Regions from separate parts of the Mus musculus genome. Here all the other regions are linked to region 7. Evidence: chromatin loops called from intact Hi-C (ENCODE). Cell type or tissue: heart. All regions are shown on one strand. Region 1 overlaps Angpt1 (angiopoietin 1). Region 2 has its middle 100 kb from the start of Abra. Region 3 overlaps Angpt1 (angiopoietin 1). Region 4 overlaps Gm46505 (a long non-coding RNA gene). Region 5 has its middle 120 kb from the start of Abra. Region 6 overlaps Angpt1 (angiopoietin 1). Region 7 overlaps Angpt1 (angiopoietin 1).

Region 1 (4,000 bases), 160 kb after region 7:
CAAGAGGCAGAGAAAAATCATCATCTTGCTCTTAGTAATGTAAGGTGTGTGATGTGGGCAGGATACTAGGGGCCATATCACTCCATCCCAGATGTTCACTTTCCTCTATGAAGAGAGAGAGAGAGAGAGAGAGAGAGAGAGAGAGAGAGAGAGAGAGAGAGGGAGAGAGAGAGAGAGAGAGAGAGAGAGCAAACAAACAAACAAAAAAACCCACAGTAAATCAATGGCCCTGAGATCAATGTGCTACAAAAAAAGGTATTTTATTTTGTGGTTTCTGTATTTCCTTTCAATAACTACCTTTCAGTTAGTGTGGATTTGAAATGAAATACTCTTAAAAGCATTACAAGAAGCTGTCTGAAAATTCTTACCTCACTTTCTCTAGAAAGTGAATACTTTTTATTTTTTTATTTTATTTTTTTAAATAGCTAAGCTCTTTAAACTACATAAATCCTCCATTTCAGATCTTACTTTCCTCAGCCTATGGAAAACTCTGGGAAATTTAAGCTTTGACACTGGTCCTTAGGGACTTATTGCGTTTATTCTTCACTCTTTCCTTTCTTCCTTTTCTCCCCTTTCCTCTTAAACATTTTTTCCCAGGGATGTGCTTTTGGGATGTGTTTAAGCTAAGAAGGAAATGTCTTTTGTCATTTTAATGGAATACTTCAGTTATTGCCAACAGTAAGTTTCATAGACTCATGCAAGGCAGTGGTCAATTTATCATAGTTTTCTACAGTTCCCCTGCATGCCCAGATTTGAACTTCAAGCCTGTTTGAAAACATCAGTGGAGTGACTTGAAATAAAGCAGCAATAGAGTCAAGCTGATGGGAAAAGAGAAGAGTTTGGCATTTGTGCTTAAACTAAGTTGACCAGCCCTTAGCCTGGATCTCTAAGATAGGTCTGCTTTCTTCTTCCATGCCCAATAATTCAAATTTGGCCTGTAAGAGTGTAACTATGCCTGTGGGGCTGTTACCTTCCATAATCAGTATCTGACTTGCAAACAACCCATTGTGCACTGCCAGCACATAGTTGAATATTCCAGTGGGCATGACTTTGTTCTGCAGGACTATGGACACAGCAGTGCAGGCCCTGTGTAATCATAGTGTAGCAGAAAAACATAGCATGGATAAAAAAGAAGAATCATCTTCAGCAATGGAGATTCCAGAAGGAAAGCAAGATGGGTGAACTACAGGAGAGCACGGAGGTAGATGTTTTTCTAGGCATGGCCAGAACATACTTCTAAGCATGCCTTGAGTATGAAAACAAGCTAACTCGTCAGATGGGATGGGATGGAAATTTCAACCAGACAGAAGTGCAGGTACAAAGACCTTGAGGTGAAAAGGATTTGGCAAATTGAATTGACAAAAAGACAGTAGATGGAGCATAGTGTGGCAGATGGGGGACAGAAGTGATATCCAAGAACTAAGAGATCACAGAGTAAAAAATATGTTACTACAAAACTAAGTCCTTACAAATGTAAACCAACTGAAGAGAGGGTCCATTAGCATATTCAACATGGCAAATGCCGTGATCTGACTTGTTTTCATGAAGGATTTTTGCTCTGTGATAATGTAGACTAGAGGCAAAGGAGAACAAGAAGAAGTTAATACTGGCTGTTGTTGCAAGAGTTAGATACAGGCAGCCTCAATGTTAATCCCAGATAATGATTCTAGTCTGTTTCCAGAGAACATGGGTAAAAATGTAGATTATTCTTCAAAAGCCAAAATGTTGGTCTTTGAATGTGTCGCAAGGTGTGCCTCAGGGTTTCTATATGCTGAAACACCATGACAAAAGTAACTTGGGAGAGAAATTCTTTCAGTTGACAAACTCCCAGGTTATACTTCATCATAGAGCAAGGTCAGAGTAGAAACTCATGCGGGAATAAGGAGGCAGGAACTGAAGCCAAGGTCATGGAGGAGTGCTGCTTACTGGCTCACCTTCCATGGGCTGCTCATCATGCTTTCGTATAACATTTGAGATTGCCTGCCAAGGAGTGACACAGCCCACCATGATCTGGGGCCCCCACTTCAAACATTAGTCAAAGTAGTACCTCACTGACTTCTCTATAGGCCAATTTCAGAAAAGGATTTTGTTGAATAAGAGTCATTCTTCCAGGTGTGGTAAGAGTAGATGAGCTGTTCTCGAGTGTGAGAGCAGGAGAGCTGGCCATGTCCCTTATCAGCTGTGGGCACTGGGTGAGATAGCTGGGGCAGTGCTGGGGAACTTGGCCTGGTGGTATGGGTGCAGGAGAACTTGCCAGCTGACAAACTCAGCTACAGAGCCAGCCCAGATCCAATGCTTCAAGTTGATCCCATCTGTGAAATGCTGGAGCATGTGACGAGGCTGGTCCTACAGATCCAAAGCTGCAAAATCTCAATGACACAGGGCAACAACAGAATGTTCAAGAGGAGTCCCTGTGAGGATCCAGTGTAGCATATAGTATAGCAGAAGCCAGAGGCCTCTAAGCAGACCAATGACTCAATACAATGAACATTAGCAAGTAAAGATGTGTGGACAACAGGGTATACTGTGGGGCACACAGCGACACACCACAGCTTCCATTATGAGATGTGTGTTTGTGTGTGTATGTGTTTGTGTGTGTGTGTGTGTGTGTGTGTGTGTTATATCTTTTAAAACATTTTTTTTACACTTTACTTGTTTTTAAATTTTTCTTTTGTGGAGGATATTTCAGGGGCAGAGGGTAGATATGAAGGGACAGGCAGGTGAGTGGGATCAGGGTAAATGATGTGAAATTCACAATGCATGAATAACAAATAGTAAAAAGAAAGAAATCATTCTTCTGCAATGGTTTCTCAAGTTGTCAAGTTGACAGAAACCAACCAACACGATGTGCCCTCAGAGAGTATGGCAAACCAAAGCAAACACAGGTTTGATGTACCTGTGACCAATGTATTTCATTCCATGAGATGCCATGCCCACCTTTGATTCATACATAAGCATTGTGTGTCTTCTCATTCACGGTACTGGTTGTCACACAGAAATACAAAGTGATTCACGTCTCATTTCAAATATTTATAAGTGCTCATTCAGTAAGCAAAGAAACCAGAAACTGACCTGGGTAAACTATTTGCTGAATGCAGCCTCAGTCTTAATATTCACTACCATGTTTTTCAAATTCTATTTTTCCTTGAGTAAACTGATAAGGACAATAATTTAAAAATAATACTTATGTTAATTCTCTGAGAATTTCATACAATATATTCTGATCATATTCACCCTTCCCTCACCATCCCTTTCTTTCCCCTCTCCCTTGACCCGTCTCAAGCTTTCAGGGCTTTCTACTTTCCCCCACTGAGTGTACTTGTAATGTTGCACAGCTACTCTTGTGAGTGGGGTCCACCCTTGAGTGTGTTCAACCTAGTAAGGTCACATTATTAAAGAAAACTTACTCATCTAACAGTAACCAAATGTCAGTATGCTGGGAATTTGTCTCTTTTGAGCTTATGCAAATATTGTGCATAATGTCAAAATCTTTGAGTTCATGTATGTTTAGGAAAAATGCATTATTGACAAAGTTTTAAAGTCAATAGACAGAGAAGTAATTATAAAACAAATATAGTCCTTGAAAGTTAATACTCCAGTCCTATGTGGTTTTGTTGGCCTTACACTGTTCATAGCCTAGAAAGGAGTGAGATGCTAGAGAAGGAGTAGAAAATGGCAAGATGAGACATTTATACTTTGAAATAGTTAACTGGTTATGATTTGTTTATATATTATGTTTCCATGGATATGAATTTGAAACCACTCCATAGACTAATAGTAATGATTTCATCTAATATTTATGGGATATGTTAGAATTTTAAAAACTCTGCTCTGAAGTACTCCACAAATGTATACCATGTACTTTAGCTTGGTTGCCTAGGTGAGAAGAAGCCCTTCTTTAAATTTAGCATCTGAAGCCGTTGTCTCTCACCTCCAACCTAGTTCCTTCTCTGTCCTACTACAAATACAGAGCCCAGTTGCCTTGCAGTCATAGCTCAAC
Region 2 (4,000 bases), 700 kb after region 7:
CTGTACCAATGCCAACCTCTTTGTGTGTGTGTGTGTGTGTGTGTGTGTGTGTGTGTGTGCTGACATGTGCTTATGGGGTATCTTTTCACGTAATAATTTTCCTGTGTTTTGCAGATAATCCAAAGAAGACAGTTTATAAAGATTGAGCATTTTCAATATTTTAGAAATCTGAGTATTCAATATAGTTTCCAACATCCATACCCACACAAAATGTCCCCATTCTTCAGGCTGCGGTCTTCTGTATTGACTATTCCTGTGTCTGTTCTCTTGTCACTAAATGGAAAACTCTATTTGGAGCAACTAGTTTCCAGAAAAAACATGCAAACATCATCCATGAGAACCCAGGGTCTGCTTGGTCCTTCACACCCACAGCCCATTAAAAAACTATCTGGCATCCACCAGGCATTCTCCCATTGTAACTGGGTGCATTCACTTCATGGTGGGTAATGCAGCAGATGAGACCATTCTCCTCTTCCTCTGCAGGAGAGCCAGCAGCTTAAATCAGTGCAAAGGTTCTCTGTGTAAATTCTAGAGCCTAACTGCCTGTCTTCAGTTGGTAGTATTAGCATGCAGACGTTTTGTAATCTGTGAAGTGCTTTGTAAAAAGCCCTCTGGAACTATGATAGAAATGGTATTTTATAAGCTTCATTTTTTTTTTCTTGTCTCTAAATGGAAAAGGTTTTTATTTTCCTCTTACAGGGTTGTGAGGATAAAGTGAATTATGAAATGCAAGTACCTGGAACAACTCCTACTGCATAGTTAGTGTTCTGAGGCATGCGTGCTGCTTTTCCTAATCGTCAGCTCACAAATGGATTGTATGCAGATTTGAAGGCTCAACATTCCTTTGTGTCTCATGTATGAACTGAAATCCAACAGAGAAACTGAAATAGAAAGACATGAAGTGAAAAGACAATCTGCAAGTGTTTGATGTTCATGCCACCCTGAAAAAAAAGGGGCTATGTAAAATAAAGTCCTCTGGATGTGCAGAGAGCCATCAGAGACGTCATGGTCTCATAATTTGATGAATTCCTGGGTGTATAGTTATGCCTGTTAAAACTCTCACATCAAAATGCGATCACGATGATAAAAGGATTCTTATTATGTGGCTAGCAGTGGACAACAATAAAAAGCAACAGCGCTGCGTTTTGGAATTTGAGACATCTGGGAGTCGAATGAAGTACATGCAAGGGAAAAGTGAAACGCTGTGGACACAGGAAAGCCGTGCAGCAGCAAGACCGGAAACGGGTTGAGAAGTCCATAGAAAAATGCCCACGACACTTCATAAGCACACAAGAGAGAGAAAATAGTCCATGAAAGGACAAAAGTGCCCTGGCCCAGATCACAAAGGACACTGAAGGGCAGAGTATAGGAGTTACCTGGTTCAGTACTCACATGGTGCTGTCAACTGAATGCCAGGTAACACAGAGGTTCAAAGTTTCAGGCTGTCAACACCAGGGGAGAGAAAGGCTCTGCCCTCTGCACATGGAAATGATTCCTTGTGGAAAGACGTAAGGGAGTAATAGGAGTTTGTGTTGAGACAGATGATAAGAATAAGGGGGAAGCTGGGTGTGATGGCACATGCCTTTAATCCCAGCACTCGGGAGGCAGAGGCAGGCGGATTTCTGAGTTCGAGGCCAGCCTGGTCTACAAAGTGAGTTCCAGGACAGCCAGGGCTACACAAAGCAACCCTGTCTCAAAAAAAACAAACAAACAAACAAACACAAACAAACAAACAAGAATAAGGGGGAAATATATTTGTAGAGGCCTCAAACACAGTGTTTCTCCTTCTGATCATGCTCTTTGATGACACATGGTAAAAAGGCCAATGTCTGCCATGTTCAAGCAGCTATGAGAAATAGCTTTGAGAAATCTCCCTCACTACACCTTTATTGCCACTATTCGTCTCTTTGTCTATACTTAATTACGGATTTTAGGAAAACTAAACAAACTCTTTTAATTAAATAGAACTTGACCCGTGGATGCTAGAAGAATGAAAACTCCAGTTCTTCATATCCTTCCACTCCAAGATGGAGTTTCCTGGCCAGTTTGTTTACAATTGTTTCAATAATGGTAATATTTCAAGTGAAAACTCCTTTCTCATCTAGATCATCTGGGCATTTGTCTCAATTCCGTCCACTTAAGTAACTCCAGTGTTTGCTCTGCTTGGCATCACGGAGAATGAGGTGCAGTTCTAACAGTGTCCGCACGGTGGCAGGCGGGGACTTGGTCTGCCTTTCACAGCCGCTCCCTTTATTTAATGAAGCAACACATCTCTGTTTCCGCGTGCCAAAGGTAATACTGGATTTTGAGGGTCAGCATTTCCTTAAGTGTACCTTAATATATTTTTAGTGAATTCTTATCATTTTTTCTGGGTGATTTTGTGGGGAGGAATTTTTGTTGTAGTTTTATTTGCTTGTGAGGAAAGTCAGTGATTTTTTAATAGTATACAAATACAATTAAACAGTATCCCAGAGGCTGTAATTAAAAACCATGGTAATAATACAACATGTAAACTGAGTCAAAATATTAGAAATATTGGAGATCTCTACCAAACTGTTTATCTCCTACCAAAATTACCACATACCAAAAGTAAATCTGACAACAGAGTCCAAAATCAAGGGTCTTTCACTTTGAAATTTAATTTGTTTATATAGTAAAATTGATATGTGTGTTTATATGTGTGCATACATATATACTTGTGTAGAAAGAGAGAGAGAGAAATGAAATAAATCTCCACTATATTACAAAGTTAAATAGAACTGCAGTTTAAAACAAATGACATCTGAAAGGTCAAGTGTTGCCAAAGGAAAAGAAATTCCTCTCCAAGAATCTTAAAATTTTAATGTAGTAATTTTTCTTTCTAGTGTTTTAATAATAGGTTCAAACAGTATTGGAATCACTGAAAATTCTGTGTAATGTAGTAGTCCTTTTCCTATTAATATATTCATATTTTTGGTTTCTACATCATACAACACCGCAAACTAATTACTAAAATTAATATCAAAGAGAAGATTTAAGAATCATATGCAAGGTTAAAGAAAGCCAAATATGCTAAAATGCAAGACAGTGTCATAGAATCAGTGTTGGTATAAAAAGAAACTGACAGTTATTGGTATGGTCTGTTTATTGGTTTTGACAAATGAGCCCTTCTGTAGGGCATGTTAGTGATACAGGAGAACTAACTGGTGTTACAAAGGAAGTTTTCATTCACAGCAAAGGGAAAAGATGTGAAAAGGGGGGAGAAAACAGAAGAAAGATATTCTGCTTCCTATAAAATCTCATTTCCCAGCTAAACAGGACCCCGATAAAGGCTGAGGCAAGCCCACTGATGGTCCCACTGTCATCACAGGCTATCTCCTGACACCTCAAAAATAAACCCCATAGAGAAAGCATGCATAGAGAGCTTCATGACAGGGAAGGCTATCACATGCTCAGGAAGTGTTATTCACTCCTTCCTCGTTCATACATATTCATATATTCAAAAATATTCATGTTAATTCAAAAACAACATGGTGCCTTCCTGTTGTTTTCCAAGAACTAAACACATAGATTATGTTCTTAGTCGTGTCCATCTTTGAAAAATAGTTCAGCCCCAGGAGGCATAAGATAGAGTAGCAGCAGAATCTGTCTTTTAAAATAGAATGGATTGACCTTCTAGATTTCTTAATAAATATTATTAGTATTTTATTAGAAATCGTGTGCCATCAAAAACTCAGTCAATAAAGTGGAAAATGCTCAGAGAAAAGTAACCAAAGAAGATGTGCGTCTTAGTTATGCTTTTTATTGCTGTGAACAGACACCATGACCACAGCAATTCTTATAAAGGAAAGCATTGAGGATGGCTTATAGGTCATAGGTTTAGTCAATTGTCACTGTCATCATGGCTGGCTGGAAGCATGGTGGCACTTGTGCAGACATGGTGCCAAAGAGGTCATTGAGAGTTCTACATCTGGATCCACAGGCAGCAGGAAGAGACAGTGAGCCACTAGCTTCTGAGACC
Region 3 (4,000 bases), 250 kb after region 7:
ATCACTGTAGGAAATCCTGCTAACAATACATCACTGCCCAAAAGAGACATAAAGAAAAGTTTTGTCTACTGAGTTGGCTAAAAGTTAGTGGAGTTCACCTGCCCATTTCCAGTATCATATTTACTAGCTGATTTCAGGTTTCCTGTGTTCAAATGTAAACTCTGTTCTTGTAAGCCATGATACAATATAGTACATGGAGGATAAGAGTTGGGGGTAGAAGGTGCCTAAAGACTCTTGAGTTTCTGGGGATTCAGTTTTCAAAAGATATAAAATATAATCAAGAATGGATAAAACAGGTGAAAATCACACTCATGCTACAGTGTTCCTTTACATGAAATTTGATTAACTGATCCACAAGAATGTTTAGAGCCTGAGTATATATAAAGACTGGAAGTGTTATCACCCAGTTCTCAAAACAATAAGCAGGCAGTTAACATTCTCATTGACAGTATGTAGGAGAGCAATATGTGGAGTACTTGAGTTGGAACAGCCCATTGTACAGATCTTGCATGTATTTGCATATGTATGGCATTATTATTTTTAAAGTGTTCGTAGGCCTTCAATTCTTCATACAGATTTTTCATGCTAATTTAATTTTTGTTAATTAACTGCAATGTACTTACTAAATATATCCTACTCCAGTTTTTTATGAGTTATACTTTAAAGTCTACAAATAATAGAAGAATTTTAAATATCATTGTACATAATATCTTATACCTGTCCATGCTAAACTCAATAATTGTTTAGTCTGGAATATATGATGCTGTCCACAACTGATGACTATAAATATGATTGTTTAAAGACAGTTACCATACTATTGATTAAATATATTACTCTGCATAGTTTTTCTCCTCCAGGATCTGTTTCTTCAAGCAATTTCTACCTTGTAAAATAATGGTAGTAGAGAAAATTGACATAACTCCTTGTACAAAAGAATTATAGAAAAAATTACAGTCATTTGACTAGGAAGTTTCTGATTGTTAGCTGCTATAAGTGCCTTAGTTAAGATGCCCCTGTGTTATAATATGTAGTAAATGAAGTTTTGGACACAGGATTCTGTGATAACCTGATGTGACTGCAGTATTCTATCAAGTTCTCTTTGTTGTTAAATGTTCAAGGTTATAGTAGAAAAAAAACATTCAATCAAACACAATTTGCCATGAAAGGAGAGAACTAAATGTAGGCACCAGTTCTGTTTTCTCAGAGAAGGAGAAGACTTTCTGGGACGTACATGTACCAAAATATAAATCTTGATAACCGCAGCCACAAAGCCTTAGTGACTTTCCTCTACCTGGTAAGACAGAGCTCTTCATGCTTTTAAGAAAAGATTCTGAATGCTTCCCACCACATCTTTCTTATATTTATATGTGTTCATAAAGTACTATTTTGCCTTACAAGAGGTATGTGCCGACATTACAGGATTTTTCTACTATAGTGACTCCTTCACAGCTTTCTTAAGCCTAGCCCTCTAAAAGCTTCCTTCTCATTTAGATGAAAGAAAATGAGTATTTTTGTGATTCTGGTGATTGTGGTGGTTGTTGTTGTTGTTGTTGTTGTTCCCACAGATGTTCGAAAACTCATCTTGGGTAAATTGTTTTTCAATCCACATTACAAAAATAAAGCGAAACAAGGAGAAAAAAAAGCATGGAATTTACTGATTTGTTATGTGGGTTTGAAAAATAAGATATTGTTTTCAGTTATTTATAATAAAGCAGTATAATGTGTACATTGTATAATGCCAACATGTGTGTAGCAATTTGATACGCATAGCTTTTTGCATTTAATTAATGCAGGGCAGAAAAATTAGATAACTCGAACTTTGTCTTGAAGTTTCTATTTCAATAAAAGCTGTGTCATTTCTATGAAAATGTCTTCATAAGATTACATTATTTCATTTAAATAAAATTGAAAATAATGTGGGCAACTTCATTTTGTTTTAATTACATAATTTAAAAAGCTAAACCTTGCAACCTATGGAAGTATAGAATTACTATGAGGCAGAGGCAGGTGGACTTCTGAGTTCCAGGCCAGCCTGGTCTACAGAGTGAGTTCCAGGACAGCCAGGGCTATACCGAGAAACTCTGTTTCAAAAAACAAAACAAACAAAAGAAAAATTACGAGATGAACAAAGGCCTCAGTAGTTGAAAAAAAAATCTCATTCTGGCATGCAATAAATAGGAATGCTTAGACCCATTATAATATAAGGCCAAATGGTTGGGTCTTGTTCCTACATCTTTATGATTTTATGTTTGCCCTGACAATGATTGGGTTCTGTATCATCATGTGACATTTGGTGATCTTTTTTGTGGACTCTGGCAAAAGATAAATTGTTTGGGTATCTGAGTTTGACATAGAGAGTTGGAAACAGCATAAAAGAAACATGACTTTATCCCTATGCCTCACATACTGTGTGTGGACTCAGTTGCAGACTAAGTAACGAAGTCTGGACATACTTAGAATTTTCTCAGTTCTCTTCTTCTTGCTGCCCTCATCCTTCAGACTATCACCAATTTCAACACTGAATACTGAAAAGATACTTTTTCTTCAGCCTCCGTCTTCCCAGGACACACTAACGAGAGTTTAGAGACCACACAGGACAAGGCTAAGTTTATCAGCTGAGACCACCCTAGACAAGTTAATTTCCAGCTGACTTGCAGACAGTTATTAACTCCATGATTCATCTAAACTGAGGTCAGCAGAACCTGGTTCAAATCATCCTAACTCCCTAGATGGCATACATCATATGAGAAGCGTATGAGTGGTAGTTTTAAGTCATGTTGTTTAGGAGTGTTTTCTTAACCAATAATAACCAATCGATGGTATAGTATACACCAGTCATCACCCGTGCTTCCAAGTCTCAGAAATATTCTAAGCTTTAAAATGATGTTATTTTTGTTCAAATCTGTGTGTGCAAAATAACTTGTCTAGATTGCATCAAAATATTAGTTATTCTCAACCCTTTTTCTGAAGAAAACTTTTTAAACATTTTACTATTTTTTTTCATTTATTAAAAATGGATTTTTCCCACATAATAAATCCTGAAAATGATCTCCTCTCCCTCTACTCCTTCCAGTTCTTTCCTTCTTCCCTTCGCATTCAGATCCACTTCCAAACTGTTATCCTTCATATATATATATATATATATATATATATATATATATATATATTATCTTAACTTGTCTGAATATTATAATCCCATACATTATTTTAAGAGATTGCCTTGCATCTTTCTGTGTTTGCGGCTCTAGGATTTCAACCCAGCCCCTTATGTATACGACAAAAGTGTTCTATACCTAAACTACATTGTTTATTGTTATTATTATTATTATTATTATTATTATGAGGACAAGTCTCACTGAGATACTCCTACTGGCCTTGAATTCCTTATATAACCCAGGCAGACATTCCACTCACAGTCAAGAAGGTATATTTTACTTATTTTTATTTCCCCACAATACCTGAAAATATTATTATTTGTTGAATAGAATTTAATTGTTAGGAAAAAACCTAACTAATTTATCTATGGTACAAATGGAAATCAGAAAATGAACAGATTGCTGTTATTCACATTCTACCTTCTTGAGACAGAGTCTCTTGCTCTATAGATGCAATGTAGACAAGTTATTTACTGTTATGTAAGCTAAGAAATCTGGCCTGCAGTCTCCCAGGAACTCTTCTGCCTCCGTTTCCTAACAAATCATAGAAAAGCTGACGTGGCCAGCTACCGTATCTGTTTTTATGTGGAGTCTGAGGAATCTAAAATCAGATTCTCATGGCTACACACCACACATTTTACCCACTGAACTGTCTCCACAGCTCTCTAATCGTTATCATTGCTCTTTAAGTGATTGTCATTATTTTTATTTGTTTAAGGCCAGCCTTAAGCTATAAAATTCCATTGATGACTATTGTATGTTGGTTTGGCTGCTCTCATGAGGTCAAGGTCAATATTTCTTTGCTTTCTCTGGTCATTATTTTATCAGTTACTTACTGAGTGTCT
Region 4 (4,000 bases), 240 kb before region 7:
TCTGTGACTATAAGTCATACAGACAATTTCCCAAGCTTCTGGCCTTTTAGACTTCACCCCCACAGTTACCTGACTATAGCCAGGTATGGTCCTCCCCACAGTTACCTGATAGCCCAGCCCACTATAAAAGGAGCTGCTCTGCCCCTTCTTGCTCTCTTTAGCTCTCACCTTTCTTTTCTTTCTTTCTTTCTTTCTTTCTTTCTTTCTTTCTTTCTTTCTTTCTTTCTTTCTTTCTTTCTTTCTTTCTTTCTTTTTTTGTTTGTTTTTGAGACAGGGTTTCTCTGTATAGCCCTGGCTGTCCTGGAACTCACTTTGTAGACCAGGCTTAACTCGAACTCAGAAATCCACCTGCCTCTGCCTCCCAAGTGCTGGGATTAAAGGCATGCGCCACCACGCCTGGTTAGCTCTCACCTTTCTTAATCTCCTCTCTAGCCCTCCTTCTCTCTCTCCCTTCCTCCCCCCTCCACATGGCCATGGCCAGCCTCTTTCCCTTTTTCTACCTTCTCTCTTCCCCCTGCCTTTCTACAATAAAACTCTAAAACCATAGACTGTCTCTACCCATCAAGGCCCACCATGCTTGAACGATGGAATAGGCTTTCCGCTAAAGAGCCATGTCTAACCTCCCACTGGAAGGCCTTCCTGTGCTCTAGCCATGGACCGGACCAAGGACTCTCACCCACATGGGAACCATCCAGTGGCCCCTCTCCCCCTGACCTCTCTTCTCTTTGGTCCCAAGGCCCAGGTGCCACCAGGGCCCCCGTTTTGTTCTTAGCTCTTCCGTGGTATCCAGCGGCATCTGGGATACCCGAGACCGAGAACCTGTTATCTCTGGTCTGTGAGGTCCAGAGACCTAGGACTGCCCCTCATCCGTCCCCTCCCCACGGGCTGGGTCCATAGCTTCCCACAGCCAGACACCCACCCGGGGCAGTGTGGAAAGGGTGCAGTGTGGCACACCTCCACTTCTGCCCACCCATAGCACTGGAACTCTGGCGGGACGTGGATTTTCTCCCATTCTCTATTCCCCCATACTCACTGCCCAGCAACCGATGTTTGTTGATTATTTTTATTTTATTATTGTTATTCTCTCTCCCTCCCTCCCTCTCTCTCTCTCTCTCTCTCTCTCTCTGTCTCTGTCTCTGTCTCTCTCTCTTTCTCTCTCCCTGTGTGTGTTTCTGTGTTTGTATGTGATGGATGCATATTAGTATGTAGATAATGTGTCTATGCATGAACATATGGAAACCGGAGGAAGATTCCATTGAGGTCTTCCTCTATTGCTTTCTACCTTATTCTCTTTAGATCAATTATCTCAGGAAACCTGAAACTTGTTCTTTCAGCTAGGCTTGTTGGCCAGTGAGCTTCCAGAACCTGCCTATCTCCTCTGTCTTCTTCCCTATGCCAGTGTTACAGGTATGTTCAGTCATGGCTGATTTCTGTGTATGAGCTAGAGTTTTGAACTCAGGTCATCATGCTTGCATGGGTAACTGAGCCATCTCTCTGGTCCCCTCTGCTGACTAACAAACTTTGAAGTGTTACAAGCCAGATTATCAGTTTCCAATAATTAAAACAAATGCTCCATATATCTATCCTTGGTTGCTATCCATGTAAATAAACTGAAGTTTAAAATGATAAATGACATGGAATGCAGCTACATATTTAAACCCTATATGTCTTTCACAGCCTGACAATAGTGAATCATATTTTACAATATACTGAATTCCTTGTGTGTGGTCAAGGATTACTTTTGTAATCATCGTTGGAAACCCCCTTAGACAATAACGATTACAGACTTAAAACTCAAGCTGGTGTCAAAAATGTTTAAGCACAAGTGAAATATTTCTTTTATACAGAAGTGGTGTCATTAAAGACCACACAAAACTTCTACAAACCCTGAAAACATATGTATAATACTGGAAATGTTTTGCTGAAAGTTCAGTATAGTCTCTGTTTTGAGTAGCACTTTGCAATTTGGCCAGTAGAGGGCAGCCACAGAGCAGGTCTGGGATTTCAGCAACTACGGGCTCTGGGAGGAACCTTCTGCAAGTGTAAAACCCTGAGCATTGTTGTTATTATTATTATTAGGGCATTTCTGGATTCTGGATTCATGTTGTTATAACATTGATCTTTTCATTTCCGACGTGTTTACTCCCTTTCAATTTTTCAGATTTTGAAGTTTGTTTTGATGTTGTTATTAGCAAGATCATCGTAAATTTAATATAGCTTGATGTATTTTTAAAACATCCCTCAGAGAGCAAAGAATTACATTTCCCTCTGTGCCTTTGAAAAGTCAGAATACAATCTAGATGTATTGAATGAAGGCAGGATCCGCAAAAGCACAAATAGGAGATGTCCAATGAAGAAAACATAAGTAAACCTCATTTAGAATTACGTTGGAAAAGCCAAACTCTTGGTTTTAATTTCCCAATTACTCAACTATTAAATCCCTCCTGAGACACAGCAGGACACAAATGCCCTTCAGGGGCAGAATTTCTGGTACTTTCAGAGAAAAAAAAATGTACATAAATAGGCATTTTGGCAGCCCAGGTCCTCCAGTCATTCTTAGCTCACATCCATCTACCCCCAGGATGCAGTGAATCATAAAAGTATCAGAATCAAGAACAAATGAAGATGCAGCAGAGTTCAGCTTTTAAAAAATGGGTGAAAGTTTAAAATAATATTTCCAACCTTATTTTTGTATTGTTATTGCACACTAGTTGGTATGGAAATCAAACAATGCAGCATTAATATTCAGTCCAGCAAGCACGTCACTGCCATTGTCCCCAGTCCTCTGCCCCAGCCCTGATGTCTGACCTCAGTGGCCGAAGGGAACTGAGAATAACCAGTGTCATTGTGGACTTGTGGCAGATGTATTTTATGCTTAGAGAATGTGATGATCTTAACCCCTTTCTGCACCACTGGTCCTCATCCTTGAAGGGTGTGCCCCCCCCCCCCCCTTCCTCAAGTAGCACTAGGATTACCAAGCACTTGTGAGAATTGTAAGCCTGCATAAGGCTTTTTTCAGGTAAAGCCCAGCATGGAGTTTTAAAAAACATTTAAGTGGTCCTGTTGGGCATTCAGTCTTGATAACCTTGTCACTGCGGTCCCAGGAGGTATGAGTGTGTGGTTTTGCATGGTGCCCTTGGTGAAATAACTGGGCCCACTGCCCTGCTTGTGTGGAGCCGCAGGGAGGGAGCAGACTTCATCTGCTTCTCTATCTTTCCATCCATCAAAGGTGAGCTCAGTGCCGTGTATTAACACCATCTGGCCTAGCACTCGGTATAGCATCCATCAATGGAGCCTCTGCCTTGTTTATTTCATTTGATCCAGAAGCAAGGCACAGAACAGCAATCACTTTTAAAGAAGCCCCTGGAGAACTTCTAGCAGAGGCAATGGGTTGACATAGTGTTAGAGTCCAGACTGAGACTCCTGTGCTGCCAGTCTTACTCTGATGATAGTGTAAAGAGTTGTTCTTTTCTTTTTCCCTGTAGTTTTCTGGTATTTGATTTTCTTGATTTCAGAAGTTGCAACATCATCCTTACAACAAAATTTGACAGTTAATAATGAGGAACACAAAACAAACAAGCTGTTCACATGTGGCTCACATAGATCTTGTTTGTGCAAACACGTTTTAGGGCTGATGATGTCACCTGGCAGTAGGGGACTTGCTAGTAAGGGGAAGACTCTCTGCTCAATTCTCAGTGCTAAAGGGAAAAATACATTCCACATACTGATTTCTGAACGATACATAATTCTAAATGTATGTAATATACATTATATACTTATTTTTTGTCTCTATGACATATGTGTTTATTTGATTGTTTCCTATTTATTTATTTAAAACTCCAGATTTTATTTCTCTCCCAGTCCACTCTCATACCACATCCCATACCTCCTCCCTGTCCCCTGTCTTCACAGAGGATGTCCCTACCTCCCACCCCTATCCCACCAGACCTCTAAACTCCCTGGAGTCTCCAGTCTCTCTCTGCAGGCACATCTTCTCTGA
Region 5 (4,000 bases), 690 kb after region 7:
TTGATGTGTGGAATCAGAATTAATGGTGCTCAGAAATTCAAAAACACACAACAGGGTTGGGCTAAGTCCTTTGAGGGAAACTGCAGGTATCTGTAAAATTCTTCCCTGGGAACAGTAAAAGCAATGAATACAGATATTTTGTTTTCCATGTTCTCTGGGAGATTTGCTCTCTCAGGTTCGTGTCCCTGAACGGATCCCAAAGAAAACCATGCAAAAGACCAGGGCAATGGTGCTTAAATATCACTTCTACAAATCCAGGAAAGCTGAAAAAGATGTGGAAGTTGAAGGCACCATATCAACATCAATGCAGGTTCACCATTTTGCCAAAAGGAAGAATGCTGGAAAGCAGCCAAAACAGAAATTCACATTTTGAACTCTGGATTCAGAGAAAAGGTAAACGAAACAAGTGTTTTTGAAACAATACAGATGACCTAAGTAGATAAGCTCACCCACTAGTGTGCACCTGAGGCAAATTCATTTTATGCCCTACTGTGTGTCTATGTGTGCAGGGAAAGGGCAACAATAAAACAAAACAGTAAAAAAAAAGGTAACTGCTTCTGAAAACACACAGAAGAGTAACAAATTCATCTTGCTCACAAAGTTGTACTGTAGCCCAGCTTTAGCTTCCCTTTTGAGATGAAAGCAGAAAGACACACTAAGGAAGGATTTAGAAACATTATAAAAAAACAAACTGGCATGACCCTACTACTAAGAGGCCAATTTTAGAACTACCCTGGATTCAATGTCAGCCATGACTCCACTAAATGACACTGTGGAACCGTGGCTACTCTTCTTCACAGGTAACCTGAATATTTAACTAGTTGACCTGCCATATATTTCCCTACGTCACAGAATAATGCCAAACTGGCATCCTAGTATAATTATAATTATTATTAATTTCTCATTCGCAAGTATTTCCTGGCTTGAAATAGGATGATCCACCCTGACCCTCGTATCTTAGTAACAGTTCTATTATTGTGTAGAGGCACCATGAACAGCAGCAAATCATTAAAAAAAAAAAATCTAATTGAAGGCTTGCTTACAGAAAGGACAGTATTATCATGGCAGCAGCATGGGGGCAATCATTTTTGCTGAAGCAGTAGCTGAGAATTTTATATCCTTATCCACAGTCAGACAGAGAGAGAGAGAGAGACAGAGAGGCAGACAGAGAGAGACAGAGACAGAGACAGACAGACAGAGAGAAAGACAGAGGCACAAAAACACAGAGACAGAGACAGAGACAGAGACAGAGACAGAAAGACAGACACTGAGCCAGACAATAGCTTTTGACACCTCAAATCCCACTCCTAGTGACACACTTCGTCCAACAAGGCCATACCTCCTAATTCTTTTCAAACCTGAATTGGGAACTAATCATTCAAATATATGAGCCTATGGAGGCCATTCTCCTTCCAACCATTACACCTTAGCATTTCAGTCTAAACTGCTGTGAATTCTTCTGTCTTGTTTATCTTTCACTTCAAGTGTTCATGCAAAGCAGATAAGTTTTAGCAGAAGTCTTAGCAGAGAAGTTTCTGCTGCCGCATGGTTATTCCTCTTGGTAAGACAGAGCAAGTTAGAGTAACATCTTGTCATTCAGAACACTGTAGCTCCATTTCTGGAAGTCTAAGAAAACATCTGCCTTACAAGATCGCACTCTGGGAAATTCTATGCACTTGTTCACCTGGTGAAATAAAATAGAGCTACCCATGTACTTTCCTATGTGTAATTTACGTCAGTGCGTGCCCAGTGGCCTTTCATAGATGATGAATTGCAATGATGAACTTCTCAATTCCTAAGATGTACCTCATTTCCCATTTACATTCTGACTCACGGATTTCACAAAGTTTGGGATTTGTAGAAGTTAATCCTCACTGAAAAAGAAATATGTATACACTAAATTTTCAGTTAAGATTTTTAGGGTTGTATTAAGCATATATATATATACATATATATATGTATATATATATATGCAATTTTATATTTGTCTCTGTTATAGGTCATAATGATTAGTACATATGTTCTAATGCTTTAATGTGCCAACAAAAGTCAATAATGTAAATCTGTCATAAAACTCAAGCTTACCAATTAAAAACTATTGCAGTTTAGGTTCAGCCGAGCAAATCTGTTTCTTGTTCCTAGGCCCACTGTTGACGTTCCTCCTTTCAGAAGTCCTCCTTTCTTTCTCCATTTCTTTGGCAGCCCTGATAATGTTCTGAGTCACCCATAGCTCTGTCCAGACCTCCATCCTTCCTCAGCAAGCCATGTCTGGCTTGCTTTTATTTAAAGTTTCTAAGAATTTATAGATATGAACCATTCATTTGACAAAGCTGAACTTTAAACATTAATACAGTATGTGTTTGGGGACATCTACAGGCTGTGTTCTGCAATCAAAGAAATAAACCATAAAGAAAATAAGGATTTTTTTTTTATATAAACAAGTATGGAAAGAATGCGTTACCAGAAAGCTCTCCTATCAGAAACACTAAAGAACCGTCTTCTGACTGGAGGCAGGTAACACCAAACCCATGGAAAGTGATAAAAAATAGTATTGTGGATATAACTGCATATGTTTTATATATACATATATACATATAATACAATGTGAAGTAGCTACATATAAAACTTCCATATAGTTATATAAGTCATACAATATGGTTGTTACTGTATATAGAATATATAGAATATATTACAACATGGAATTGTTTAGAGCTAAAAGAGAGATGTACCTAAGGTGGGCTTTCTGACCAATCAGGGCCATCTCACACCCCTGTCAGATTTTGCATTTTCATCTCTTCTTTGCTAATTAATCTTTACACTTCAGCCTGTAATCCCAGCACTCTGGATGCCAAGACAGAGGGACTCCCAGTTCAAAGGCAGCCTGGCCCATATGGTAAGACCTTGTCTCAAAGACAAAAGCGAAACTGAGAAAATACAGAAAAGAGAAACTGATGTTTTCATGTGAATTTGATTACATTGATAATACTCATTTCAATGCTTCAAGTTTATAAATATTACGTGTTCCATTTAGCAAACATGGATATGCACCAGACCTTTTCTAACATATAAACTTATCATCACACAGTTCTAGAGGCTAAAACTTTCATAGACAAGAAAACTAAAGGAAAGGAAGTGAGAATGATTGCACAGATTTCTCGCTGTATATGCTGTGGAGATGGGACTCCATGCCTGGACCAACTCAGAGACCTTGTTCTTCAGCTACCACCTTCCTCAACTGTACATGAGTGATTTCCATTTTTCTAACACCAAATACATACTTTCAGGAGACATGTTTAACTCCTTATTTTCACTGTTCGTTATTCTGATGTTGTAGATCTGGTCTAATGCTATTTATATTATGTTAATTTGGTCCCCAAAATTACACGAGAATCTGAACATCGGCACATAAGACACTGAGGGACCCTGTCTCCAGTTGGTTTTGATTGTAAATAAAGTTGCTGATGGCCAATGGCTTGGCAGGGAAACAAAGGCAGGACATTAGGATTCCCAGACAAGGGACTGAAGAAGGAGTAGAAAGGAGCAGGGAGGGAGACAGACGCCATATGGGGAAAGGAGCAGCTGCCACACCTGACAAGGCAGGACAGAGAGATAGCCAACATGTGAAAGCCAGGGAAGCAAAGGCCCAGGGGTCTCTCCCAACTATGTCTAGGGCAATAATGATGCCCTAGATTTTAGTAAGTGATAATTCAGGGATATCAGAGAGGAGGTGTTGGCCACATGGAGGTTTGGAAATGGCCCAGCCATTGAGCTGTGTAAGGCATTTTAAAATATAAGGCTGCATGTGTATGTCTTTCATTCCAGAACCCAGAACAGTTGGGCAGGTAGCAAGGAACACTCTCCCTCTGCCAGGTTGATGTGAGTAGTGATAGTTGGCTTCTGCAACGTCCAGAGACATTTAGAAAGAAAACAGTGAATAGGGAAATAATTTAATGTATAAATATGCTTTAACTTGACCTCAGCAGCTATAGATACAATACAC
Region 6 (4,000 bases), 240 kb after region 7:
TATCTAAGTGGAACACTAGTCACGTGTATTTTCATAGCTCCCGATTTTATTTTACTTTTATTATTACTGTTTCATATTTTGCCAGAGCTGGTCGAGATTCTGGGAGACTTTCATTCATGTGACATTAATCGCCACTGATTTTGTGTAGGTATGATTCAAAGAAGTGGAGTTCGGAAGGAAATGTTGCGAGATGATGTAGGTGAAAATCCACATTGATAGAGAGTACCAAACTGCTGATCCTGATGAGTGTAGTGCAAATGCTCGGGGCCTATGGAAGCAAACAAAAGATCTGGGCAAGTTCACATTGCTCAGGACAGAAAGGAAAGAGGAAAGAAGAGGATAACCACCAGACAGGAAGCTGCGCCAGACAACTTCTGTGATTTCCCATGGTTCCCATGTGTAATCCATAGATAGTCTGCATATCTCTAGTAATCTCAGAAGGTTCTTAACAGCCCAATTTGTTTTGCCTGTTGAGCAGACCTTTGCTCAAAGTATCTCTTAACTTGCTGCACACGTGCCATTGATTGAAGTTTTTGAAAAATACATGTAAGAAATATTTGTAGAGAATAAGTTGGGTTCTTTAAATAGTATTGTTTATAAGATCAAACAACTGCTGGAATTTGAACATAGTTTGTGTTAAGTCACTAGAAACAAATCTTTCAGACTTAGAAGTAGTGCATGAGACCTTTGTTATAAGGCCTAAAGAGCTATAAAAAGTGAGACATAGAGTGTGTGCTCAGCAAATGTTTGTGTGGTGAATGCTACTTGCAGGTTTGGGTCCTTCACCTTTTCTATGAGATGTACCAAAACAAGCCCCTGTCAATGAGACTTGTGTATTTGTTGTATCAATAGTAAAAAAAAAAAAATACTTAGAATAATTTGTTTGAAATATTAATGAAATTGTCTGCTGTATTGACATTCTAATGGAGATTTCTGTTTAGTAACACCTAACTACAAGAATAAATTCCACTTCTTTTTTGTGGTCCCTGCACTATCAGTGAACCACGTGGGTTCATGTATGCATATCAAACAAGAACAACACCCACTAAGCTGCAGCCACAGGGATTTGTACCCATTCATAATTCGGAACCTGTGACTCCTGTCTGCAATCTTTATCCCTCTGACCCTCCTCCCTCTCTCTTTCCTCCTTTTATCTATTGACTTTAGGTTCATAAAGTGATTTGTTGGAAGGGTTGAGTTCAGAGACAGGAGGCAAAACAGAAGTTTAAACACTCAACAAATTATCTTCTAGGTCATGTTCTGTCAAGTGGATGATCTTTCTTTCTGTTTTACCGCAGGTTATATTTAAAAGGTCACACAGGGACAGCAGGCAAACAGAGCAGCTTGATCTTACACGGTGCCGATTTCAGCACGAAGGATGCTGATAACGACAACTGTATGTGCAAATGCGCTCTCATGCTAACAGGAGGTGAGTCTCCCAGGCTGTTTCCTAAACTGCCTTTCATTGGGTTGAGGTTTGGGGTTTCTTATCTCTGAGAAAAGGGTATGATCTCCTGGTCAGGAAACTGAAAAGCAAGTCCCTAGAGGTCATTTAGCTCTGCACAGGGGTTTATCCTGTTCTTCAGCAGGACATTGCTGGCATAATTCAAAGTACCCCCTCCCACCCCTGCCCCTTCATCTGTGATAGGAATGTCCTAAGCTTCATTCTCATGAATTTGTGTCTTTGAAGATACAGACACTCTCCCTTTAAGATCATCTATGGTTTGCTCGTCAACTTACATAGAATGTTATTTCTTAGCAAATGCTTTGCAGCTATGCGGTCAAGCTTAGGGATAAATTTTTCACATTGAATAAAAACAAAAAAGGGAGAAATTATTTAAACCTAATGTTATACATCCAGACCAAGCTTTACCTGGGTTTTGAGAAAGATTTTAGATGATATGGGAGACATCATTAAATAGCATTGTATTACTATTTAAGAAAGTTAATACTTTTTATATGATTCCAAGTCTTTTCTGATACTTTGAGTGTGTCAAAAAAAAAACAAAAAACAAAAACAAACTGCAACTTGCTACTTAAATAACTGTAGCATTTATCCAGCACTTAATAATCACTTTCTTACTCAAGAAAGAGCAGAAGTTTCCTGAGTCTCAGAGCCCTTGGTGGGTAAAGTGGCTTCCCCTGGATTCAGAATTCCTTATGTCTCATCTCTCTTCCGTTACCCAACATGTACTGATTTCTTCTTTTGAGGAACGCTATAAAGCTTGCATGTTAAAATACCTCTATACTTACCTAATTGTTGACTTAAAAAGGCATGAGTTAACAAGATACCATAATCATATACAAAATATTTTAGATGTCGTTACAATATTTGGCTGACACAAAGAGAATACTAGCCTAAAAACCAGCCATGAAATATATGGATGGTCTTTCTGGAACAGAGTTAACTCCAAACTAAACTGTGATCAAAATCGCAATCGTAATGACTCAGAGGCTTGTTTCCCTCAGAATTGTAATAACCTCTCTCTCTCTGTCTCTCTCTCTCTCTCCTTTAAAATATTTTCTTTGTTTACATTTCAAATGTTATCCTCTTTCCTAGTTTCCCCTCTGAAAATCCCTTATCCCCTCCCTCATCCCCATGCTCCCCAACCCACCCACTCGTGCTTCCTGGTCCACACATTCTCCTATACTGGGGCCTAGAACCAGGACCAAGGGCCTCTCCTGCCATTGATGACTGACTAGGCCATCCTTTACTACATATGCAGCTAGAGCCATGAGACCCACCATGTGATTTCTTTGATTGGTGGTTTAGAAGCGTAGGCACCCCTATCATCAACCACTCTGACTTTCTTACTGTGTTACACTAAAAAAATATTATATTTTTCCCATGGGAAAGAAACTGCCCTTCTTCTAATGGTATGCGTAGGCACTCAGTAGAAACTGTGGTGCATGGTGGATTGGTGTTCATATTTTAGTCATTGAAATTGCTCTCGAGTTTTAAATCCAGTACAATGAAATTTTAAGTTAGCATTTCTGTCCTGTGTTACTAGAACACAGAAAAATGAAGGTTTTAGAGTAATGTTCAAGGAGGCCCTTATGACATTCCCCCTGCCTTTCTGCAACTATCAAATCACAGCCTTAAAAACACTTCACCAACAGTGACATTATTTCAATACAAGATCAGTGTATTACAAAGGATAGCATGGCATGAATATGCTTCTAAAGTATTTACTATCATATTCCACTTCTGAATAAATAATTCTGGCATCATAATTTAATCTCATCAAGCATATACAAGCTACCTATAGGTAACTCTTTGACCTGTATCCAAGGAACAACATTAGAAATTTGAGAATTATTTTAATATGGTAGCCACTGATGCATCTTGTGCACCAACCACCTTGTTCAACAAATAACATTATTGGTAACTTTATATGAAGACTGGAACATTCCAGTTCCCTGCCTGTTTGAGTGTTGAAATATAACTCATGTTCTCCATTTATATTTTGACCCACAAATTTTCCTAGTAAAGAAATACAGTCCTGGACCAACCAACAGGGAGATCATTCAAATATTTCATAGAAGAGCAACATTGGTGTTCATGTTCCTGTAAGGAAAACACACAAGGAGTAAAGAGGAGTGCATGTCTCAGTTGTTGAGAAACCTCTACATCTCTGAGTTAGGACATTGCTTCTGCCTCATGACTGAATTCTGTCAGATTCCTTCATCCATAATTGCCCTTATATTTGCTGCTTCTTACTCACCAATAAACACATACATGCGAAGAGAAAAGTTCCATTTATTGCTTGGGCTGGATTAGCCTAAGTAAGTGTGTTTTTGCAATAAACACTATTACCCTATCAAATATCCTTCTGAAGGAACCCAGGTCTTGTAAAGCCATTCACACTGAAAATCTAAGCTGTGGAATTTTGAGAGCTGAGAACTGGAAACCATAGGCATGAATGTCAATGGCTGTCCAAGTCACTGGAGCATGGCATAGAGCATATATCCTACAGAGTTACTACCCACCACTCTGCTC
Region 7 (4,000 bases):
TAACGGGGAAAGAGTCAAACAAGCAGTTTTACCTGAAATAAAGAACTAGTTTAAAGGTCAGAAGAGAAGAGCAAGCTTTGCAGGAGGCACGGAAGGCAAGCGCTGGCAGTACAATGACAGTTTTCCTTTCCTTTGCATTCTTCGCTGCCATTCTGACTCACATAGGGTGCAGCAACCAGCGCCGAAATCCAGAAAACGGAGGGAGAAGATATAACCGGATTCAACATGGGCAATGTGCCTACACTTTCATTCTTCCAGAACACGACGGGAACTGCCGTGAGAGTGCGACAGAGCAGTACAACACCAACGCTCTGCAAAGGGATGCTCCACACGTGGAGCCGGATTTCTCTTCCCAGAAACTTCAGCATCTGGAGCATGTGATGGAAAATTATACTCAGTGGCTGCAAAAAGTAAGTGATCGCTTTCGGTTTCTAATTGCTCTGAGCTTTTCCCTTCCCTCTCTGCAGGGAGCTCAGAGTTCCGTAGGGGGCATTTGTGTTTACCTTTTGCTCCGGGGGGCAGTGTTTGCAAAAGAAAAAAGGCTCCCTCTCTGGACTCAACTTCCTGGGTAAGCCAAGGGTCCTGGGCTTGTGGGAACCTCTGATCCTGTAGCTTCCTAAATGTGCGTCTAACATTAGCAAATTTTATGCCAACCCTGTTGTTTTTTAAAGTTTATCTTAGGCATTTTGACTGTCAAAGCCCAACTTTGAAAAAGTAAGCGCGCACTTCTTGGACAAGGTGGTGTAAAAGGAAATCATAATGGTGATATTAACAGAGGTTCAAATGGAATGTACAGCAAGGAGTTTTGTGAGTTGCCATGGGAAATCTTCATAAAATGCTTACCCCCACCAACTTTTAATAAAAGTATGCAATGAGAATAAGTATAAAGTACCCATATTGTCTTCGTTTAGAAAGATTGTATTTGTAAGTTAAAGGAACTTAACTTCACAAGTGGTATATGAGGACTGACATCTGAAATGAAAAAAAAAAAATAGCTTCTGATGGGAAAATTGTAAGAAAGGGGTTTTGCTCACATTGAAGGTAGAAACTGAGTTCAGGAAGTCTCCTGTACCCACCTGCAGATTGGGCTGAACACAAGAAGGCTGTGCTAATTTTTGACAAGCCCTGGTTCCCTGGGTTAGGGACAGAGACGGTGTCATCTGGGAGCCTCAGTCTCCTGGGAAACGTTAATGCTGAGTGCATATTTGATCCCATTTTATAGAAGTCGCATTGATCTCTTGTGGGTCTTTTTTCTTCTTCTTCGTCTTCATAAACCATAGAACATTTTGTAGTTGCTGTTGTTAAGACTGCCCTTTCCATGGTGAGCTCTTGTTTCTGCTCATTCTTTAATCGCTGTTTAGCTATGTAACAGGTAAGTCCACGTTTCTAGAGCCTCGACAGCATTTGTAAACGCTTCTCTTCCAGGATGTGTGCTAAACCCTTGCCTCCATGTGAGCAGAAGGATCATGAGTAGGCTGCAGGTACCACAGCAGACCCTGTGAGAGGATAAGGGATGGGAAAAGGCCAACTTCTGTTCTGTGTGGTCCCAGTCACTTACTTAGCTCTGCCTGCTGCTGACTCATCCCTGGTGGTAGCTCTTCTCCTTTTGTCCACTAGGGACTGAACTAGGATCACAGTTATTTCTTTCAGCGTGTGACCAGGAACTCGGTACTTCTGGAGTTCCCAGACTTGGAACTGCAGCTTCCTGCTACAGATCACAGATGAAAAGTTAAGCCTGCAGCACAAAACATGTGCAACCGTCTTTGAGGATGATAGACACTTTGTCCAGCACTATTCATAGAATTAGTTTATAATAGAACATCTGGTGTTTCTATGGCTGCATTTCATTCTACATAAATAAATGGCTTTGGTTTAATAGTTTGTTATTATGCTCAATATCCCATCTACAGTGTTTTCAATGAGAACTGAATCATGATCAACGTGGGTGCTTTGAGGAGGGCATTGTAGTTCTAAATCATGAATGAGCTATTCTAGCAAAAATGTAATGATGTGCTTTAAGCGTACAACCAAAATAGTGATTCACACAGTGATGCTTATTTTTCTGTTGTTGCTCTGCAGTGACAGGGCAAGTGCACAGTTCTGCCGGACTTACATCGTGCACACATTTGTTACGTTAATTTGTTTTGTGAAATAAATTTGACTCTCATTGGCTTTGTTCTTAGTCAGAGATTATGGCATAGTTTTCAACTTATAGCCAAGCATAAGTATTGAAATGTTTCTTGGTTATATCAATCCTCACAAGAATAAATTGAGCTGAAGAAGGTTGAAGTGGCCCAGTTGGTATGAGTCAGAGCAGTTGGCTTTGCTATTGTCTGCTTGAATTTGCATATCTTTTGTCATTGTTAATGTGATTGGGTGGAGGATCAAGTAACCAAATAAATGCATTCATCAAAGAACTTGGTAAAGACTCTCATAAATTTCCCTTAATTAGTGTTTTCTCCAACTCAGACTCCAAACTTCATGTCATGTTTGTTTTGAACTCATATGCACATTTTTCACTGTAATTACTCAGAAGACAATACTTACAATTTATGCATTTCTATTTTTAGTCTAAGTAGTTGTTATAAGTTAAGAAGGAATGTTGTGCAGGAACTAATGCAAACAGTGAAGATACATCAAATTAGTTCAGCCATTTATTCAAAAAATTATTAATCAAAGTATGATGATAGCTGTCAAGAAGGCTCCTGATGCAGAAAAAAAAAGTGTTATCAAAACAATAGGAATCCAGACTATTGCTGTGATAATCTGTTCATATCCTTAAACACTGGTAAAATGGATTTTTAAAAATATCCATTGTACGATACTGGCTATCCCACAAAATACTTTATAAGACTCTCAACTTGCATTTCTCAACTTTTGTAGCTTTACAATGAACAAGCAAGTTATGCAAGAGGACTGTTATGGTGTGGCTCTCTTGTCATGAGGGGCTTAATTCAAGGAGGTCCATTTCCATGATTATTCCTTTGTTAATGTGATGTAGGATGATCGCACTTGGCAGAAAAGAGAGCTGTGTAATTATATATTTAACATCACAGTAGATGTTTGCATTTGAGGCTCCTATATTATTTGCGGCTCCTATATTATAAAGCTCTTTTTGGAACTATTTCCAGTGGTACCAGATGAATGAGAGTGACCACATCTTGGTAACTAACAGGGAATAGAAATGGATGTTAGGTTTTTGCAATTTTCTATTCTCTGGGGGTGGGGGTGGGGAGTTTAAAAATGCCCCTCCTCTCCTGTGGAGGTTAGAGGACAAGAGTCAGTTTTCTCCTTCTGTTACATGGGTTTCAGAGATCAAGGTAGGGTCTTCAGGCTTGGTGCCAAGCACCTTCACCTCTGAGCCATCTCATTGGCTGCTCTTGAAATTTGTTGTTGTTGCTGCTGCTGCTGTTGCTGTTGCTGTTGCTGTTGCTGCAGCTACTGCTGAAGCTGTTTATTTGTAGGTTTTTATGTTTGGCTGTTTTTTTTTTAAGACAAGGTCTTATTCTGTACCCCAAGGCAGCGCTTGGAAGTCACTATGTAGTGTATGTAGTCCAGGGTCTCCTCAAACCTGTGACTTATCAACCCTCTTGCCTCAGCAGCCTAAATGCTAGGGTTATAGAAGGTTTGATTGTCACTATTGCTATTATTATTGTTATTATTATTATTATTATTATGTGCATATGTTGCATACATGTGAGTGTAGGTGTGTGTGGACATGTGTGGAGTTCAGACAACAACTAGAAGTATCATCTCAGGATCTGTATTTACCACTTTTAAGAAAGAATCTCTTGTGGGCCTGGAGCTCACCAGTTAGGCTAAACTGGCTAGCTGTGTTTTCTTCCACAGAACCTGGAAAGTTGTGCTATTACAGACTCACTTCAAGCTTATGGACAGTATTATTTCTCTTGGTAGAACTCAGAGTTTAGGGCCAAGGCACGTCCTTTTCCTGGAAACTGCAGGCCGGCTTCATCCCTTGTATGCCACCATTTCACATGGA

What was found. A loop is a pair of places that touch in the nucleus more often than their neighbours do. Peaks named below come from ENCODE experiments on the same cell type or tissue, not always from the same donor. Only the 100,000 strongest peaks of a DNase experiment are listed, where the experiment ranks them.
Region 1: it touches region 7 in a loop (2.1-fold over the local background); 3 of 42 quality-filtered maps call a loop at or near these places.
Region 2: it touches region 7 in a loop (2.7-fold over the local background); 7 of 42 quality-filtered maps call a loop at or near these places.
Region 3: a loop joins it to region 7, with 2.5 times the contacts of the local background. A loop is called at or near these places in 4 of 42 quality-filtered maps.
Region 4: a loop joins it to region 7, with 13 times the contacts of the local background. A loop is called at or near these places in 4 of 42 quality-filtered maps.
Region 5: a loop joins it to region 7, with 3 times the contacts of the local background. A loop is called at or near these places in 7 of 42 quality-filtered maps.
Region 6: a loop joins it to region 7, with 3.0 times the contacts of the local background. A loop is called at or near these places in 4 of 42 quality-filtered maps.

Annotation. Positions count from the first base shown.
Region 1 is chr15:42,513,608-42,517,607 of GRCm38, reverse strand. All of the region lies in intron 2 of Angpt1 (angiopoietin 1), which reads left to right. Among named protein-coding and RNA genes, the nearest start is that of Gm41313, 150 kb to the left of the region's middle. In heart, no CTCF peak of the experiment used is centred here; a DNase peak (open chromatin) is centred at 2,267.
Region 2 is chr15:41,971,685-41,975,684 of GRCm38, reverse strand. No RefSeq gene overlaps it. Among named protein-coding and RNA genes, the nearest start is that of Abra, 100 kb to the right of the region's middle. In heart, a CTCF peak has its summit at 2,200; a DNase peak (open chromatin) is centred at 2,204.
Region 3 is chr15:42,422,591-42,426,590 of GRCm38, reverse strand. It overlaps Angpt1 (angiopoietin 1), which reads left to right. Exons shown (of 9, transcript NM_009640.4): 9 at 1-1,924. Among named protein-coding and RNA genes, the nearest start is that of Gm41313, 240 kb to the left of the region's middle. In heart, no CTCF peak of the experiment used is centred here; no DNase peak of the experiment used is centred here.
Region 4 is chr15:42,912,284-42,916,283 of GRCm38, reverse strand. The region is part of intron 1 of Gm46505 (a long non-coding RNA gene); the gene reads left to right. Among named protein-coding and RNA genes, the nearest start is that of Gm41315, 28 kb to the left of the region's middle. In heart, a CTCF peak has its summit at 1,974 (motif pointing right); no DNase peak of the experiment used is centred here.
Region 5 is chr15:41,984,795-41,988,794 of GRCm38, reverse strand. No RefSeq gene overlaps it. Among named protein-coding and RNA genes, the nearest start is that of Abra, 120 kb to the right of the region's middle. In heart, a CTCF peak has its summit at 2,375; no DNase peak of the experiment used is centred here.
Region 6 is chr15:42,435,704-42,439,703 of GRCm38, reverse strand. Angpt1 (angiopoietin 1) reads left to right here. Exons shown (of 9, transcript NM_009640.4): 8 at 1,299-1,429. Among named protein-coding and RNA genes, the nearest start is that of Gm41313, 230 kb to the left of the region's middle. In heart, no CTCF peak of the experiment used is centred here; no DNase peak of the experiment used is centred here.
Region 7 is chr15:42,672,575-42,676,574 of GRCm38, reverse strand. Angpt1 (angiopoietin 1) reads left to right here. Exons shown (of 9, transcript NM_009640.4): 1 at 1-410. The coding sequence starts at 114. Among named protein-coding and RNA genes, the nearest start is that of Angpt1, 2.4 kb to the left of the region's middle. In heart, CTCF peaks have their summits at 483 and 1,604; DNase peaks (open chromatin) are centred at 344 and 1,594; H3K4me3 peaks cover 3,075 bases; H3K27ac peaks cover 1,733 bases.